Linked DNA regions of Homo sapiens: region 1 is linked to region 2. A link is an interaction called in ENCODE POLR2A ChIA-PET data of the cell type or tissue named here. Cell type or tissue: B cell. All regions are shown on one strand. Links, peaks and the distances in the headings refer to the core of each region. The heading gives the core; the rest is flanking DNA.

Region 1 (9,934 bases), core at 1,163-9,162, 87 kb after region 2:
TGCCCAGGTGCAGTGGCTCATGCCTATAATCCCAGCACTTTGGGAGGCTGATGGGGAAGGATCACTGGAGGCCAGGAGTTTGAGACCAGCTTGCCCAATATAGTGAGATCCCGTCTCAATCAGTCAATCAATCAATCAATATTAGGAGAGTTCTTTAGTCATGAAGGGTGGAAAGTGTCTGATGGAGACCGCATCTTATCCATGGCTGTATCCCAGTGCGGAGCCAGAGGCCAGGCTCAGTGTCCATGCCCAAAAATGTTACTCACCAAATGGTTCCGTGATACGACCCAGAAATCTGAATTTTAACAGGTGTTCCCAAGGATTCGGCTGCAGGTGAACTGACAGGCATGCTCTGGTTCCCTTGCCAAGTTCAAAAAACTATCAAGCCAAAGACAGACCAGCCCTCCCACACCCTGTGGTAGATGAGTGTGCGCAGACACACGATCAGCAGACGAGAGACGTGATGACTGTCGTTCCCCAGCTCACTGGCCCTCACGTTTCTCCTGGGAGTCTACAGAGGAGGAAAAGTGAGGCAAAGACGGGGCGGCAGCTGGCCCCAAGTCAGGGAATGGCAGGCCCAGACCTGTTTTGCCTCCCTGGAACTTCTTTGCACAAAGCCCCCACTTCATGGGCAAAGTTTCCCAAAAATGTCGTGGTTGTTTGGAGAAACTCTGCTGGGGTTTAGAGCCTGATTTGTTGTTGTTGTTGAGATGGAGTTTCACTCTCATCACCCAGGCTAGAGTGCAGTGGCGTGATCTCGGCTCACTGCAGCCTCTGCCTCCAGGGTTCAAGTGATTCTCAGCCTCCCGAGTAGCTGGGATTACAGGCGCCTGCCACCATGCCTGGCTGATTTTTGTACTTTTAGTAGAGACAGGGTTTCACCATGTTGGCCAGGCTGGTCTTGAACTCCTGACCTCAGGTGATCCACCCTCCTTGGCCTCCCCAAGTGCTGGGATTACAGGCACCCGCCACCACGCCCGGCTAATTTTTTGTACTTTTAGTAGAGATGGGGTTTCACCATGCTGGCCAAGTTTGTCTCGAACTCCTGACCTCAGGTGATCCACCTGCCATGGCCTCCCAAAGTGCTGGGATTACAGGCACCCGCCACCACGCCCGGCTAATTTTTTGTACTTTTAGTAGAGATGGGGTTTCACCATGCTGGCCAAGCTTGTCTCGAACTCCTGACCTCAGGTGATCCACCTGCCATGGCCTCCCTAAGTGCTGGGATTACAGGCATGAGCCACCGCACCCGGCCTAGAGCCTGATTTAACTGCGAGCACAAGCAGGTCCCAGTGTGGCTCTGCTGGGCACTTCTGGTCCAAGCTATTAAGCAAATCCAGTTCCCAGCAGAGCGCTCCATGGCCTCTCTCACCTTCTTCCCAACCCGATTAGACACCACCAGCCCAGAGATTTCACCACCTACAAGCAGCACCAGGCCTACGGCAGATGACAGGAGAGGCGACAACCAGTCTGGGAGGCGGGAAGAACACCTGGGCCCCAGGCCTGTTTCTGCAACTAGCGGCACAGCAACACACTTCTTCGTTTCGACTCTGTGAAAGGAGGGGTTAGCTCTTACCATCTCTAGGGTCCGCAAGACAAGAGTTCAAAAATAATGTCTCTAAGAAGAAGGCCTCCTCTGTGCCTTGCAGGCTGGGATTAAGTAATTGTTCACCTGCTATGGCTCTCATCAGGCCCCAGTAGGGTGGATGGCTCCATGGAGGGCTAATCCTAAGAATGCAGGCTTTGTTCCCGCGAGTTAAAAGCCAGAGGCTTCACGGAGATTGAAATCACAGAGCCCGCAGAGCTGGCAGGAAGGGCCCCGAAGGCTGCTATAGCCATTGTTCCCCCTCCAGCTCAACTGCTGCAAATACCAGGATATCACTGGTGAGCAGGAATAAGTTCCTGCTTTAGAGTGCAGAGTAGAGCCATGTGACAGATGGCACACTTTTGCAGCCATCATACATTGTGTCCACGTAACAGCCCTGTAAGGAAACTGAGGCTCGGGTTTAGCCATCTTCCCACCCCTGTAAAGACCATCCAGTGACTATGACATGCCACACTCTGGACCAGAGGCATAGCAGGGTACAGGACAGCAGCGACCCCTGCTCTCATGGAATTCATAACACACCGAAGCAGCAAGGAACTAGACACGTTCTTGTACAGTCAATTACTTCATTGTGATGAATGGGAAGAGATGCTGGGGAGTGGTGATGGTGAGGCTGGGAGAACGCTGAGCCTGTCTGGGGATTAGAGGAAGCTTCTTCAAGGCGAAGTGACTGGCCCAGGGTCTCGGTGGGAGTTGGCTGGCAGAGCAGAGAGCAGGGGCTAAGCCTGGGACTCGCCTTGCTGGCATGCTTGCGCATCCTTCCCTCCACCCCACACTGCCTCTTTTGGAATCCAAAAGGCCAGCTCCTGTCACGGGAGCACCCGTCACCCTGGTTCCATGCATCCCACTCTAGCCACCCTTACTTCAATTCCCCGGATTGAGCTTGATCTTTCTTTCTGCAGCAGGAACTCCCAGGGATGAAGATTCCTCCTGTGACCCGGGCTACCTGTAGCCAAAATGCAACTGGATCCAGTTAATCCTCTCATTTCTGACCCACTTTTTCCTTTGAAAATACAATAAAATTCCCCCATACCGGTGTGCATTTAAATGTTCTTTTCTCTTCAGCCTAATTTTTTATGTGTTTTACATAGTTACATTTCCCAAAGTGGTATTACGAGGTGTAATTTTTTTTAAAGCTAACATTTACCAAGCACGCAGAGTGCAAACCAGGCAGCTTCATGCATAGGATCTCATATGCTCCTTACACAGGCTGATGGAGGGTACTGGTATCCTCCTCCTTTCACAGACAAGGAATTGAGGCTCAGAAAGTGTAACCAAATTGCCCACAGTCACACCGTGCAAATGAGAGCGCTGGGATTCAAATCCAGGCAAGTCCAACTCAGAACCAGCTCTTAACCACATTCAACTAACTTCGATCAAAGTCATCCTTCACCCACGTGTGATTTGCTCTTCTATAAGCAATACCACTTATTGATTCAACAAACTTTTTTTTTTTTTTTTGAGACAGAGTTTCACTCTTGTTGCCCAGCCTGAAGTGCAATGGCATGATCTTGGCTCACCACAACCTCCGCCTCCCAGGTTCCAGTGTTTCTCCTGCCCTCGCCTCCTGAGTAGCTGGGATTACAGGCATGTGCCACCACGCCCAGCTAATTTTGTATTTTTAGTAGAGATGGGGTTTCTCCATGTTGGTCAGGCTGGTCTCAAACTCCTGACCTCAGGTGATCTGCCTGCCTCAGCCTCCCAAAGTGTTAGGATTACAGGCGTGAGCCACTGCACCCGGCCTTCATTCAGCAAACATTTATAGAATACCCACTCTGTGCCAGGTACTGTTCTGGGCACTGGAGAGATAGTCATGAACAAAGTCCCTGACCTTATAGAGCTTATATTCCAATGCGTGTGTGGTGGGGGAGAGAATAATAAACACAAGTCAATATAGAATATGTCAGATGTTGGCAAGTGCAAAGGATAAAGCTTTAAAGGGCCAGGGAGTGCTGGGGGTATAATTTGATCTACACTGTGTATATGTGAAGGCCTCACTGATGATGTGACATTTGAGTAAAGACCTGAGGAAGAGAGGGAGTTGGCTTTGTAAATATCAGAGTAAAGAACATTTCAGGCAGAGTGAAAACTCAACAAAGGCTTAGAGGCAGCAGTGTGGAAGGACTAGCAAGGGGATCAATGTGGCTACCTGGGCCAGAGCAAGGATGTCAGTGGAAAGAAAAGAGTCCTGGAGGAGCAGGAGGCCGGCTCATGGGGACACTTGGAGGTGTTAAAAAAAAAAAAAGGAACAAATTGACTCTTTAGTGTTTTTTTTGTTTGTTTGTTTGTTTGTTTTTTGAGATGGAGTCTCACTCTGTTTCCCAGGCTGGAGTGCACTGGCACGATCTCGGCTCACTGCAACCTCCACCGCCAGGGTTCAAATGATTCTCCTGCCTCAGCCTCCCGAGTAGCTGGGATTACAGGCGTGTGCCACCACACCCAGCTAATTTTTGTATTTTTTTAAGTAGAGACAGGTTTACGCCAGGTTGGCCAGGCTGGTCTTGAACTCCTGACCTCAGGTGATCCACCTGCCTCAGACTCCCAAAGTGCTGGGATTACAGGTGTGAGCCACCACCCCCAACCCAAATAGAGTTTTAAAGATTGAATTGGCTTTTGTTAGCAGTTCATGAACTGGGCAGCATCCTGAGGGGGACTCTGATAAGCTGAGTGGGAGTGGGCCTTACAGGCAAAAAGGGGCTAAAGAAGCAGAAACAGGGCACGAAAAGCAGATTGGTCATTTCAAAGTTACCTTCCTTCTGGGGTTAAAGCAGAGGGGACTTCCTGATTATGCAAGCTAAAGTAGACTGGACCCCTTCCTTTTTTTTTTTTTTTTTTTTTTTTTGAGACAGAGTCTTGCTTTGTCACCCAGGCTGGAGTGTGGTGGCATGATCTCAGCTCACTGCAACCTCTGCCTCCTGGGTTCAAGTAATTCTCCTGCCTCAGCCTCCCGAGTAGCTGGGATTACAGACATCTGCCACCACGCCTGGCTAATTTTTGTATTTTTAGTCGAGACAGGGTTTCACCATGTTGGCCAGCCTGGTCTCGTACTCCTGACCTCAGGTGATCCACCCGCCTCAGCCTCCCAAAGTGCTGGGATTACAGGCGTGAGCCACTGTGCCTGTCCCAACTGGACCCCTTCTGATTGGCTGCTGTGAATCTCATATTTCAGAAAACTGGACCATTTTAAAGTTCTGTTTGATGACATGGCACTTAGTATGTCATGGGTGACTCTATTCTGGTTGGGTCTGGTTTGTTGGGGCCCGCCTAGTGCAAGAGCTCAGTTCAAAACAGCGGCCTCCCATAAATGTTCTTTAACAAGGTCACAGTAAGGATTTGGATCCCAAACTTGGTGAGATGAAAGCCATGGTGGAGTTTAAGCAGAAGAATGACATGCTGTGACCTATGCTGAAAATCACTCTGAGAAATGGTCAAACTCTAGATACATTCTTAGGGCGGAAGCCATTTGCTGATAGACAGGGTGTAGGGATTGGAGAGAAGTCAAGAATGACTCCTGAGTTTTTGGCCCAAGGATGGAGGATGGGAGGATGGAGTTGCCACTTAGCAGCTTTGGGGGTTGGGGGAATATTAAGAGTTTAGGTTTGAATGTTGAGTGTGAGGTGCCTATGAAAGGTCCAAGTGAGGAAGTTGAGTAGGCACATGGCTGTACAGGTCCTAGTTCAGGAGAGAGTCCCCTGAGTTCAGGGGAGAGGTCTGGACAGCTGGTTTGGCTGGTAGTTGTCACCATTTAGACGGTCGGTCTTTAAAGTCAAAAGACTAGTTAGATTACTAAGGAAGAATATAGGAAGAGTAAAGTCCAGGGACTGATCCCCTGGAAACCCTACATTTAAAGTTTAGAAGAAGGCCGGGTGCAGTGGCTCACGCCTGTAATCCCAGCACTTTGGGAGGCCAAGGCAGGTGGATCACTTGAGGCCAGGAGTTCAAGACCAGCCTGGCCAACATGACGAAATCCTGTCTCTAGACTAAAAATACAAAAATTAGCCAGGCATGGTGGTGCACGCTTGTAATCCCAGCTACTCAGGAGGCTGAGGCAGGAGAATCACTTGAACCTGGGAGGCGGAGCTTGCAGTGAGCCAAAATCACACCACTGCACTCCAGCCTGGGCGACAGAGCAAGACTGTCTGAAAAAAAAAAAAAAAAAAAAGTTTTGAGGAAAGATGAGGAACCAGCAAAGGAGGCTGAGAAGTAGCAGGCAGTGAAGTAACAGGAAAACTCCTTCAAAGAAGAATCCCAGAAGCCAATGAAGAGTGTTTCTAGAAGAAAGGGGTGATCTGCTCTGCTAAATGCTGCTGATGGGACAAGTCAGTTTAGAACTGACCATGGAAGTGACCATGGAAGCCACTGATGACCTTGGCAAAGAGAAATCAGGTGTAGTGAAGGCCAAAGTCTGATTTGAGTGGGAGAAATGGGAGAAGAGGAATCAGAGCTGGTGAGTATAGATTTGGCTGTGCAATAGGGTGGCCCCTAGACATATGTGGCTAACGAACACTTGAAATGTAGCTGGTACAAACTGAGATGTACTTTAAGTATAAAATAAACACTGGATTTAGGCTGGGGCATGGTGGCTCATGCCTGCAATCCCAGCATTCTTGGGAAGCCAAGGAGGGAGGATCACTTGAGGATAGGAGCTCAAGACTAGCCTGGGCAACATAGCTCGACTCTGCCTCTACAAATAAAAATTCAAAAAAAATTAGCCAGGCGTGGTGACACACACCTGCAGTCCCAGCTACCTGGGAGGCTGAGGTGGGAGAATTGTTGAGCCCAGGAGTTTGAGGCTGCAGTGAACTATTATTGTACCACTGCACTCCAGCCTGGGCAACAGAGTGAGACTCTGTCTCCAAAAAAAGAATAAATAAAACAAAACACCCCACAGATTAAAGGTCCAAGTAGGAATCACTCAGATTTAATATGAAAAAATACAAAATACCTCAGTATTTTTATACTGATCACATATTAAAATGATATTTTAGATATATGGGTTAAATAAAATATATTAAAATTAATTTCACTTGTTTCTTTTTAACTTTTTTATCTTGGTTTCCAGAAAATGTAAAATCACCTATGTAGCTTGCTTTGTATTTCTATTGGACAGCGCTGGTAGAGATTATTTTTTTGAGAAATTTTGCTATAAAGGGAAGCAGAGAACTGGAGCCACTGACCCGAGGCTCCCGCATCAGTGATTACCCAACTCTTGCTATTCATGAGCCATTTTATCTGGGCCAAATATCGCCACACATCACCTGCCCTCTGCGTGCCTCTGATCAGAATCTGTGAACTTACTGGGGTGACTGAAATGTTCTATATTTCAATTTGGGTGGTGGTTATACCAGTGTTGTCACATATAAAAAATCATTGGGTTGTTCACTTAGGATCTGTGCATTTTGCTGTACGTAAATTAAACCTAAAAAAAACCTGACAACTGTGAAAAGTCTAGATGATGGGATGTCTGTTTTGATTTAAAAAGTGCAAAAAGAGGGGCCAGGTGCAGTGGCTCAAGTCTGTAATCCCAGCACTTTGGGAGGCCGAGGCGGGCGGATCATTTGAGGTCAGGAGTTTGAGAGAAGCCTGGGTAACATGGTGAAACCCCACCTCTACTAAAAATACAAACATTGGCTGGGTGTGGTGGCATGGGCCTGTAATCCCAGCTACTAGGGAGGCTGAGGCAAGAGAATCAACGTGAACCCAGGAGGTGGAGGTTGCAGTGAGCCAAGATGACGCCACTGTACTCCAGCCTGGGTGACCGAGCAAGACTCTGTCTCAAAAAAAAAAAAAAAAAAGTGCGAAAAGAATCACAGCATCTTAACATTGATGGAGTGAACAATCCCACCTCTCCATTTTGTAGCCTAAGACAGTGTCGTCAGGGAAGGAATGACCCAAGCTCGAAGGGCCTGGCAGCCAGGTCTCTGGTCTCCCAGCACCAGAACTATATAACCAACTCAGTTCCTTCCAGGGTAAAGACCACCTGCTCTCCCTGGGCGCCTGAGAAAAAAAACGTGAAGCCTGGGAAACCGTCTGCAGGGGGCCACTGAGGCGGCTCCACGGAGGAGACAATCAGAACAATGGGAGACAAAAGCCCCCTCGGAGGAAAAGGCTGGCCTTAGAGGGCAGGTGGCCCACTTCAACCAAGAGAGGCAGGCACAAAGGAAGGGGCTGTGAATGGGAGGCGCGCCCGGCCTGCCCCAAGACCCCCTCCTTCCTCCCAGACCCACCTGCTCATCTCTTTCCTTGGCCTATCCTGACAAAAGCAAAAGCCGAGGGCTCTTTCAACTTCCAATTAGTTTTTCAAATAAAATAACGACTGCTGGGACCTGCTGCTACTTGTGGTTTTGGAGGTGAATGCAATTATAGGGGAAAAACCACCATAGCAACAACTCCAGTGCTCCATACCATTAACCACGGCACGAATGGCGTCGGAGAGACTCCACTTGCCCCGCAGAGGAGCTGGGAGCTTCCCACTCCGGGGAGGGTCCTACTTAAGACGGAGTGCTATTTTTCTCCCTAAAGAAATGCTCTAATCAACGGGGGACTTGTCGCTTTTAATGATAATCTCTTCTGTTTGTATTAACTTAGAGTTCACAAAGAGGCTTCCCATCCATTACTTCATTTGTTCTCTACAACAGGCCCCTGAGGAAGGCAGGGCAGGGCACATTGGCCCAGCTGGATCCAACTAGAGGTCAGATTCAACTAGAGTCGCTCCAGGTTGGCAGGACGGGACTGATGGGGCGGGGAGGGAAGGCAACACTCTCTCGAAAAGGTTGCTTTAAGACTCCAGGCCCCTCAGGAAATGCTGGGGAGGAAATGAGGGAGCTGGGGTGTCGAGTAACTTGAACTAACAGGTGAATGTAGACCTGGTACAAACTGTTGACTGGGCTCCTGTTAACACCACCTGGGAAATAATAATGATGACAATATCTGCGCTATTGGGAGCAAACACTGACTCAATGCTAAGTGTCAGGCACTGTGGTATGTGTTGTGGCTGTGGCCTCCTCTAATCCCTATAAAACCCTCAGAGGTATGATCCCCATTTTTACTGATGGGAAACCAAGGCCCAGAGAGGTAAAGGTACAAAAGGACACACAGCTAATGGGGGAACTCGAAGCAGCTCTGACTCTAAAGCTGGCATGTCTTGTACTCCTCAGAGAAGGCCAGGCCCAGGCGCTACTGCAGCGAATCATTTGAGTGATGAATCCAGTGGATTTCATGAATTATAAGAGAGAGGCCTGCTGTCAGCTCTGGACTCCCAGACTGTCTTGGCTATAGCAACCAGGTTATTCCCCTGCAGCACTGCTCCAGCACTGAGAGCCGAGTCCCTTTAAGAGGCTTTGAGGCCAGGTGCAGTGGCTCCTGCCTGTAATCCTAGAACCTTGGGAGGTCGGGGAGATTGCTTGTGCTCAGGAGTATGAGACCAGCCTGGGCAACATTGCAAAATCCCATCTCTACCAAAAATACAAAAATTAGCCCAGTGTGGTGGCACGCGCCTGTAGTCCCAGCTACTCCAGAGGCTGAGGTGGGGGGATCACCTGAGCCTGGGAGGTTGAGGCTGCAGTGAGTCGTGATTGCACCACTGCATTCTGGCCTGAGCAACAGAGCAAGACCCTGTCTCAAATAAAATAAAAAATAAAAAATAAAAAAAAAGGCTTTGCCCAGTGGGCAGGGTCAGACAGACAGCATCTGCCTCTGCTATACCCCAAAATAAAACTCAGGCTGGCCAGGCGTGATGGTGCATGCTTGTAGTCCCAGCTACTCAGGAGGCTGAGGCAAGAGGATCCCTTGAGTTCAAGGTCAGCCTGGGCAACATAGCAAGACCCCATCTCTTTGTTTGTTTTGTTTTAAAAAAGGTCCTAAGAGAAAAATCAGTCCCCTTTACCACAGCCCCTAAAAGCCAAGTTTGTTCTGGCTTCTATCCCAGCGAGGATGCCGTTCCTGCCAGTGACACCCTGGCTGCTTGGCCTGCTTCCAGTCAGAATGTGCCGTGCTCTTGCCCCAGAGCCTCCATGCTGGCTGATTCTCTGGCCGGAGTGCTCTTCCTCAGCTTGGCATAGGCGCCTTCTCATTCTTCAGGTCTCAGCTGAGACCTCCCAAGCCATCAAGGTAAGAACTGCTTCCTCTGAGGCCCTTCTCACATGTGTGATCACTGCTTCCTTTCTCCCTCAGCTGGGTGCCCGTGGGCTGTACCTGGACCAAGGGAAGGGACTGGATCTGTCTTGCTCCCTGTGGTAGCTCTGGACACAGAACACAGCCTGGCACATGGCAATGTTTACTGGGCTCTGTTCTCCAGCTCCCATCTGAGTCTGCAGGCCAGCCCCAAAC
Region 2 (9,934 bases), core at 760-8,759:
TGCCTGGCCTGATGGGAGGGCAGAGGGCAGCCGGAAATCTGCAGCTAGAGCTGTGACCCCACAGTCCACAGGGGGTGAGAAACCTGCCGCACAGAGAGGAGACGGTCACGACAGGAGGGCTGAAAGAATCATTGTAAAAATAATCACCATGGCTCACAGTCCTGGTGCAAGGAGTTTCCTGAGCAGGGAATCGCTTCCAGGGACTCTGGATGTAGCATCTAGTTCATTCTTCACAACGCAACAAGGTAGGAGCTAGCTATTGTTATCCCACCATACAGATGAGGAAACTGAGGCTCAGTGAGGTGACATGACGTGGTGAGGAAGGGCGGGACCTTGAATTCAAACCCAAACAAAATTCAAGCCTTCCTGGCTGGGTGCGGTGGCTCACGCCTGTAATCCCAGCACTTTGGGAGGCCGAGGCAGGTGGATCATCTGAGATCAGGAGATCGAGACCAGCCTGGCCAACATAGTGAAACCCCATCTCTACTAAAAATACAAAAACTAGCTGGGTGTGGTGGCAGGTGCCTGTAATCCCAGCTACTCGGGAGCCTGAGGCAGGAGAATTTCCTGAACCCGGGAGGCAGAGGTTGCAGTGAGCTGAGATTGCACCACTGCACTCCAGCCTGGGCAACAGAGCAAGACTCCCTCTCAAAAAAAAAAAAAAAAAAAAAAATTAAGCCTTCCTGAATCTGGAACTCAGGTGCTGCGGTTCTGTGCTACCCGGGTCTGTGAACCTCAAAGCTCGCATATTTCACATCCAAGAGCAAAAGGCCAGATCCACAGGGGCCGGGCAGGGAACCACTGCTGCCCCTCTGAGCACTGGCCTCCACCTCAATGGAATGCCTCCATCCTCCACATTTCCTAAGCATTGGGAAGATGCAATGTAGCAATGTTTTGTGGGAGTACTTTGAAAAGTAGATAGAAGAAAAAATATTCACACTATACTCCACCCTCAAGGAGAGGAACATTACTCCCCAGTCCCTAGATGTGGGCTGTGCTTGGTGGCTCCCTTCTAAAGAGTTCAGGGTGGAAAGAGGGGTGGGGGCGGTGCCTTTGCAGTGCAGGAACCTTACAAACGCTATCTCAGCCAGGTGATCAGGACAACATCAGCAGTGATCGGGCCTGCTGATAACATTTGCCCTTGATATGATGTGATTAGAATGGCATTTTACCTCTGTGGTCTTTCTCCTCAGAACCCGGAACCCCAGTCTAGCCATGAGAAAAGCCTCAGACAGATTCTAATAGTGGGGCATTCTACAGAACACCAGACTAGGCCAGGCACTGTGGCTCACATCTATAATCCCAGCACTTTGGGAGGCCAAGGCAGGAGGATCACTTGAGGCCAGGAGTTCAAGACCAACCTGGGTGACATGGTGTGACCCTATCTCTACCAAAAAACAAATTTTTTAATAAAATTAGCTGGGCATGGGGGCACATGCCTGTAGTCCCAGCTACTCAGGAGGCTGAGGTGGGAGAATCGCTTGAGCCTGGGAGGTGGAGGCTGCAGTGAGCTATGATTGTGTCACGGTACTCAAGCCTGGGTGACAGACTTAGACACTATCCAAAAAATAAAAAATAAAAGGCCAGGCAAGGTGGCTCATGCCTGTAATCCCAGCACTTTGGGAGACCAAGGCGGGCGGATCACAAGGTCAAGCGATCGAGACCATCCTAGCCAATATGGTGAAACGCCGTCTCTACTAAAAATACAAAAATTAGCTGGGCGTGGTGGCACATGCCTGTAGTCCCAGCTACTCGAGAGGCTGAGGCAGGAGAATTGCTTGAACCCGGGAGGTGGAGGTTGCAATGAGCTGAGATTACGCCACTGTACTCTGGCCTGGCAACAGAGCAAGACTCCATCTCAAAAAACAAACAAACAACAACAACAAAAAAAAAAAACACGAAAAACAAAAAACAGAACACCTAACTAGTATTCCTCAAAACTGTCAGGGTCATCAAAAAAAGAAAAGTCCGAGAAACTATCAAAGCCAAGAGGAGACATGATCCTGGGACAGAAAAAGGACATAGGTGCCAGGCGCAGTGGCTCATGCCTGGAATCCCAGCACTTTGGGAGGCCAAAGCAGGTGGAACACCTGAAATCAGGAGTTCGAGAACAGCCTGGCCAATACGGTGAAACCCCATCTCTGCTAAAAATACAAAAATTAGCCAGGCTTGGCGGTGCATGCCTGTAATCCCAGCTACCCAGGAGGCTAAGGCAGGAAAATAGCTGGAACCCAGGAGGTGGAGGTTGCAGTGAGCCGAGATCATGCCACTGCACTCCAGCCTAGGTGACAGATCGAGACACTGTCTCAAAAAAAAAAAAAAAAAAAAAAGGGGACATTAGGCATTAGGGAAAAACTAAGGAACTCCATAGCAAATATGGACTTTAGTTAATAATAATGTATCAATATTGGTTCGTTAATTGTAACATACTATACTATCATGGATATTAATAATCAGGGATTCCCTAGCAAGCCCACTTGAGAAAAAAAAAACTTAATATAACAATAATAATAAGGGAAATTGAGTGTGGGGTATGTGCCATGTTCTAGAGCAAAGGACTGAATTTTCGGACAGGGAGGAAGTTAAGACACTTGTCTGTAAACATTTCCTTCTAAACCCAGGGAAACTTAGGACCAGAGAATAGAAGTGACTTGCCCAAACTCAAACTGCAAGTTTATGACAGAGCCTGGACTAAGATCAAGCTTTCTCAATGTCACAAGAATTCAGTAACAGCCTACTGTATACAAGGCACCAGCCTAGGTCCTCATCATGGTGAAGGCTGGTGGGGAGGTTCAAAGATTTGTCCATGGGTCAACACCTCCCCAAGGCCAGGTCTCCAGGGACACAGACTCTGCCCTTTGAAGGCTCCAAGCCAGAAGAGGAAACAGACCCTGAAACACTATGAGCAGGAGGGCCAGAGAGCGACACACTTTGGTATCCAGGAGACCCAGCCCCACTGCCTGCAACCCTGCAACCTCCCTGTGCCCCACTGAGCTGCTCAGTAAAATGGAACTAAGGATGGTGCCAACTGTCAGTGATGCTGAGAGGTACAACAAGGAGGTGAAATGTGAGACCCTGTGCATTGTGGACACCCAATAAACAGTGATTCTTTTTATTTTTAAGTGTGTTCTGAGTGCTACAGGAGTTCGGGGGTGGGGAGCATTTGTCAGTTTGCCTTGATAGGGGATTCTCGGAGAGTTTACCAAACGAGGGACATTTAGATTGAGTCTCTGCTGGGTGCAATGGCTCACGCCTGTAATCCCAACATTTTGGGAGGGTGAGGCAGGAGGATCACTTGAGCCCAGGAGTTTGAGACCAGCCTGGGCAACACAGCGAGGCCCCGTATCTACAAAAATGATTAAAAATTAGCCAGGCATGGTAGGTGTGCCTGTACTCCAGCTACTCAGGAGGTTGAGGCAGGAGGATCACTTGAGCCCAGGAGTTTGAGGCTGCAGTGAGCCATGATTGTGCCACTACACTGCAGCCTGGGCAGCAAAGCAAGATCCCATCTCCAAAGTAAAAAAATAAAATAGATTGGGTCCTGAAGGATGGAAAGGACTTTGCCACACCGGAAGGATGTGAAAGCTGCGGTCCCAGCTTTCAGTTCTCACAGTCTGGTCCGAGAGAGAAGGGGACACGTCAAGCCACCCTCCCAGGGGATTCCCACGCAACAGGACCTCCCCATTTCCTGGCCTGGATGGCTCCTTTCTGGCCTGCCTGGCCTCTGAGATTCACCAGTGCCTGAGCCAAGGCCACAGACAGCAGGGGAGGGGCAGGGGTGGGGGCACGCACCAGGGCTGAACAAACCCAGGGCTCATCTGGAAAGGAAACCAAACCCTGCCTCCCACTCACCAGCTGAGTGTCACTTGTACAGCTTCCTCCTTCTGTTCCTGTTCAGGAATTACCCAGGCAGGGCTCTGTGGTGGGGCTGGGGGACGGGGGGCTGGTGGGGGAGTGGGGCTGCCCCAGAGGCGGAGCCTGGAGCCTCCTTGGTCTGCTCTGGCCACGCCCAGACTCATCCCCTCTGGCTGGCTGGCCTGCTCCCAGACCCATTTCTCTCCTCAGCAGGCCAGGTTTCCTCCCTCCTCCACACACCTGCCCACGCAGTACCACCATCTCCTCTCTGCTGGTCCAAGCCCCACTCCCCTTTGGCCCAACCCCGGCCCCTCCTGGAAGTCTTCCACAGAGATCCCTCCCAGTCTTGCCTTCCTTATCGTCTTTATCCATTCAGGCCTGCATGTCAGCTCCTGTGCTGGAGCTGGGGACAGACAAGTGAGCAGTGAGTGACCAAGACTGGCACCGTCCCTGCCCTTTGGACCTGGAGCCTCTAATCCCTATGTCTCGTGTGTCCCGCATGCTTCATCCACACCCCAGTGGGAAATCGGAAGCCAGGACTGCAGTCCTGTGCAGCCTCTGAACAGTGTGGCCTTGGGCAAGTCCCTTCCCCTCTCTGGTCGGAGTGGTTTCCATAGCTGCTAAGGGAAGCAGTGCGATGTCCAGGGGGCAGGCTGGAGGGATGGTGATGTCTGCTCCCCCAACCCTTCCTGCCCCAATGTAATGCCCTGCAAATAAAGTTTCCCTCCAAGTGGAACTGGTAAAATGCACACACGGGGCTCTGACTCATCAGAATTTTTTTGCAGAAACAAATATAGGGGTCAGTGGGAGGGACCTGCCGGGTGGCTGAACATCACGGTTAAGAGCAGACCTGGGTTTGAATCCTGCCTCGGTAGCTGTGTGGCCTTGGAGGTCATTAACCCCCGACTCTCACTTCTCTCATTGGTAAAACGGGGATACTTGTACACACCTCATATGGCTGTGTAATGACACACATGCTAGATACCCAGTGAATGCATATTATTATCATTTCTGGTGCAGCCGGACAAGTCCATTAATAAAGTAGATAATTATGACGGCCTTAAAATTAATAATGTAGATCCACATAACTTTTATTTTCTTTTTTAGTTCTTTTGAGAAAAGGTCTTGTTCTGTTGCCTAGGCTGGAGTGCAATGGCACAATCACGACTCGCTGCAGCCTCAACCTCCGGGGCTCAAGAGATCCTCCCACCTCAGCCTCTGAATAGCGGGGACTACAGGCGCACACCACCACGCCCAGCTAAAGATTCATATGTTTTGACATGGAAAGAGTTCATGTCATATTAGTAAATTAAAATATTATAGCATTAATGATGTAACTATTTCTGTCTTTTAAAAAAGTGGGCACAGGAAAAATGGAATAAACACTTCCATGATACTAGCAGTTGCCCTGGGGGTGGGGGATCACCGATGAGCTTAATAATTTTTTCTTTTATGCTTGTCTTTATTTTTTACGTTTTCTTCTCTCTCTCTTTTTTTTTTTTTTTTTTTGAGACAGTTTTGCTTTTGTCACCCAGGCTGGAATGCAGTGGCGCTATCTCGGCTCACTGCAACCTCTGCCTCCCAGGTTCAAGCCATTCTCCTGCCTCAGCCTCCCAGCTAGCTGGGATTACAGACATGCGCCACCACACCTGGCTAATTTTTGTATTTTTAATAGAGATGGGGTTTTGCCATGTTGGTCAGGTTGGTCTCGAACTCCTGACCTCAGGTGATCCACCCGCCTCGGCCTCCCAAAGTGCTGGGATTACAGGTGTGAGCCACTGCGCCTGGGCATTTTTTAAGTTTTCTACAGTGAGCTAATGTTGCTCAGGCAATAGAAAATAGCTTAAGTTAGTTTTATGTATTTATGTGTTTTTTAGACACAGGAGGTCTCATTCTGTCACCCAGGCTGGAGTGCAGTGGCATCATCACAACTCACTGCAGCCTCAAACTCCTGGGCTCGAGGAATCCTCCCACCTCAGCCTCCAGAGTAGCTGGGACTAGAGATGAGCGCCATGACACCTGGCTTGCCTTCCTTTCTTTCTTTCTCTCTCTCTTTCTTTCTTTCTTTCCTTTCTCTTTCTTTCTTTCTTTCCTTCTCTTTCTTTCTTTTCTTCCTTTCTTCCTCCTTTCTTTCCTTTCTTTCCTTCCTTCCTACTTTCTTTTCTTTTCTTTTTCTTTTTTTTTTTAAGAGATAGGGTCTCACCATCTTGCCCACACTGATCTTGAACTGGGCTCAAGTGATCCTGCCACTTCAGCCTCCCAAGTAGCTGGGACCACAGGCGACCACCACCATGCCCGGCTAATTATAAAAAAAAAAAAAAAAAAAAAAAAAAAACTTTTTTTGTAAAGACGAGGGCCTCCCTATGTTGCCCAGGCTGGTCTTGAACTCCTGGGCTCAAGTGATCCTCCTGCTTTGGCCTCCCAAAGTGCTAGGATTACAGGCGTGAGCCACTGCACCCGGCCTATGAGTTATTTTTAAAGTGCCATCTAGCGCCCTCTAAGCACACGGATCTTTGCTTCCCAACTAGTCGGGAAGCCCAAGTACAAGGCCTAGTCCACAGCCCAAGGTTCCTGGGGGCCAAAGTCCTCAAGGCGGCTGGTCATGCACTTGGCCTTTCCGCACCCGCTCTGGGCTGGTCCCTCTGGGGGCACCTGCTGGGGATGCTCTGTGACATCCGTTGTGCATTTTGCACCTGTCGTGGCACCATTGATGAGAAAGAGTGCTACCCCCAGGAGGAAGTGCCCAGTTCTTCTTCGTGACGTTCTGGGATGTCCCCTTCCCCTTCCCCTTCCCCTTGGCCTTGACTCACCCTTTCTACGTCCACACACGTTCCCGGGGTAGGGCAGAAGCGGGTAATGAGGAAGGGAGGCTCCTTTGCACTGGGCCTGGGCTGAGGACACAGCCAGTGTTAGCCCAAGAGGAGCCAGCCCACTGTCTGGTGGCTTCAGCTTCACTCTATCTTAGTTCAGGTTCTCCTGAAGCAGAGCCCGAGACTACTCTTTTGAGAAGTGACCCCAGGAAGCTGGAGCAAAGAAGCAGGAAGGGAAAGGCAGGGAAGGAGAAAAGCCAATACATGGAGCGCTCTGGAGGTCACCGCTGTAGGATCGAGAAGGGACTACCTACCCAGCTGCATGCCAGATCTCCCTCCCCAGCCCTGGCCTCCCTCCAGAACTCTGGACCCATCTGTCCAGTCATCATCCAGACCTTTCCATAGAACGTCCTCCTACCCCGACACAGTATCCCAGAGACTCCACTCATCCCAGGCAGAACATATCTTCTGTTCCCTGAAACTGGCCCTCCTCTGGGATCCCACCCTTTCAAGAACTTCAGCCAGAGAACGGGTGAGGTGGCTCACACCTGTAATCCCAGCACCCTGGGAGGCCGAGGTGGGAGGGTTGTTTGAGCAAGCGAGGTTGAGGCTGCAGTGAGCCATGACTACTGCACTCCAGCCTGGACAACAGAGGGAGACCCTATCTAAAAAAAAAACAAAAAAGAACTTCCACCAGAAACCTGGCATCCCTGGCCTCCCTCCTCCACTCCAACTATCCCCTCCTTTCATCCCCTCCCTGGTACTCAGGTGGGGCCTGGCTCATCCAGATCCCAGCTGTGCCCCTCCCTAATTCATCCTATAACAGTCCTTGTGGCCAAGCTCAGTGGTCAAGCCTGTAATCCCAGCACTGTGGGAGGCTGAGGTGGGTCAATCACTTGAGGTCAGGAGTTCGAGACCAGCATGGCCAACATGGCGAAACCCCGTCTCTACCAAAAATACAAGAAAATGAGCCAGGCGTGGTGGTGTGCACCTGTAATCCCAGCTACTCAGGAGGCTGAGGCAGGAGAATCGCTTGAACCCAGGAGGCGGAGGCTGCAGTGAGCCGAGATCGTGCCACTGCACTCCAGCCTGGGTGACAGAGCAAGACTCCAACTCAAAAAAATAAAATAATGTTAAAAAACAGTCCTTGTGTTCTTCTTTCCAAATCACAGCTCTGATCCTTCAGTGGCTCTCCAGGGGCCTTAGGCCAAAGCTCACACTTAAGAGGCCACCAGGGCCCCGCCAGCCTCTCCAGTCCTACCTCATCTGCCTGCAAGGCTGAACGGCTGAACCTCCACCACCCCTCTTCCCTGCCGCTGTCTCCCCAGTGGGCCCTGCTCCTGCTTGCCCTCTGCTGGGATGTCCTTCCTGTCTCTAATCCCCTGCTAACTCCTGTTCCATTCTTTGGTCCCTCCCCTGACCCCCAAGCCCAGGTCAAAGCTTCGTAGATCCCATCTGCACTCCTCCCAGTGGATGTTTCTCCAGCAGGGAGAGGGTGGGCTGGGTCATCATCATGTTCCGGCATTGCTCAGACCAGCGCTTGACGCTCAACAGGCCCCAACACTTGTTGGGACAGGAATCTCAGGCCTGGATTCCCCAGATCGGCTGGCGCCATGCCAGGCCCATCTCAGCCCCTGTCTGAGGCTAGCACATTAGCTCTGGCTTCCAGAGCAGGAACTGAGCCAGCCACCCTGCCCCCCGTCACACCCTGAGTCTGGCCTCACCTTCTCTCAGGGCCCCGCCAGCTCAGGGAGGACTCCGGAGGCAGGGATCCCCAGGCAGCCCGGAAGGAGCCCAGCCCCAGTGCTGGCTCAGGCCTCAGCCGCCTGGGGCCACAGGCTGTGGCTGTGACCTCTCCTATCCAGATGGTTGGATCTGGGGGAGGCTCCTTCCCACACCCCAAATTTGAACCAAGCCTCGGGCCGCTTGTGGTCCATGCTTAACTTCCCACCACAGCTGCATCCCTGTCATTAAACATCTTTAATCATCTAATGGTGCAATTAGCTCCCTGAGCTTTGAGCTGGCTCCCCTGCAGCCTTCTCATTCCTGGAGGTGTTGGCATCGAGGTTTCCAGGTCCTTCTGTTCAACTCAGCAAACACTCGGGGAGCTCTGTCTGTGGAAGCTTGCCCTCAGAAGTACCCAGCACGTGAAGGGCCAGCCTGGGCAGCCTCCCCTCCCTGCCACAACGTGGGCCAGGGATAAGAGGAGGCATCCATCACCAGCCAGGCCCCTCTACCTGCCAGACAGGCCCAGAGAGGGTGAGTAACTTCCCCAAGGCCACAGAGCCCAGGTCTGGAGATCTGATTGAGGCCTTGGGAGTGGGTAAAGCATTTGTTGAGTGACTGATGGGGGCTCGTTGGTTAATAAAATGCACACGGCCCCTGCCTTTGTGGATTTCACAGGTTGGTGTGAGAGGTGGTCGGTAAAAAAATTGAACCAAGTGATGCAGAAATGCAGAATGTGCTACCTGCTAGGACAGGAGTCAGTGAGGGACAGGGTGAGAAGGATGTGAGGAGTTCTGAGGACAGCAGGTCAGAAAGGCTTCCCAGAGGAAAGTAGCTAAAGCTTGGTTTTTATTGTTCTTATTGCTTTTTAGAGGGTCTTGCTCTGTTGCCCAGGCTGGAGTGCAGTGGTACAGTCCTGGCTCACTGCAACCTCAAACTCCTGGGCTCAAGTGATCTTCCCGCCTCAGCCTCCCAAGCAGCTGGGACTAGAGTTGGGCAGCTAAACCTCGAAGGATGAAAAAGAATGACCATACAAAGATTCGGGAGAGCTAGGCATGGTGTCATTCCAGCTCTTTGGGAGGCTGAGGCAGGAGGACCGCTTGAGCCCAGGAGGTTGAGGCTGCAGTGAGCTATGATCGTGCCACTGCACTCCAACCTGGGTGATAAAGCGAGATCCCATCTCAAATAAAATAAAAAATTAAAAGAAAATGATTTGAGGAAAAGAACATTCAGGGAAAGGCCCTCAAGGTGGGAACTGGTTATATTGGATCTGGATGGAGAATGGGTGGAGGAAGATTAGTGGGAGATGGAACCAGAGCTCTTCACAGGGACTAGAGCCTCCTGGGGTATGGGGAAGGGGCTTGAGCTTTACTTCCAGGCTCTGGGAGACCACTGTGGATGTTAAAGGAGGAGACAGGTGTTGGTGACAAGATGTTAATGTATTTTTTTTTTAATTTTTTGTAGAGACAGGGTCTCCCTGTGTTGTCCAGGCTGGTCTCGAACTCCTGAGCTCAAGGCATCCGCCCGCCTTGGCCTCCCAAATG

Evidence for each region. Peaks named below come from ENCODE experiments on the same cell type or tissue, not always from the same donor. Only the 100,000 strongest peaks of a DNase experiment are listed, where the experiment ranks them.
Region 1: POLR2A ChIA-PET joins it to region 2 with 12 read pairs; 7 of 35 experiments call an interaction of 5 or more read pairs at or near these places.

What each region holds. Positions count from the first base shown.
Region 1 is chr20:37,243,806-37,253,739 of GRCh38, reverse strand. It overlaps GHRH (growth hormone releasing hormone), which reads left to right. Exons shown (of 5, transcript NM_021081.6): 5 at 2,509-2,654. The coding sequence ends at 2,527. Among named protein-coding and RNA genes, the nearest start is that of GHRH, 13 kb to the left of the region's middle. In B cell, for the core only: no CTCF peak of the experiment used is centred there; no DNase peak of the experiment used is centred there.
Region 2 is chr20:37,330,621-37,340,554 of GRCh38, reverse strand. It overlaps LOC105372606 (a long non-coding RNA gene), which reads left to right. Exons shown (of 2, transcript XR_936699.2): 2 at 2,622-3,115. Among named protein-coding and RNA genes, the nearest start is that of SRC, 11 kb to the left of the region's middle. RefSeq lists enhancers at 1-419, 3,736-4,235. In B cell, for the core only: no CTCF peak of the experiment used is centred there; DNase peaks (open chromatin) are centred at 2,907, 3,804, 4,657 and 6,594; H3K4me3 peaks cover 454 bases; H3K27ac peaks cover 1,928 bases.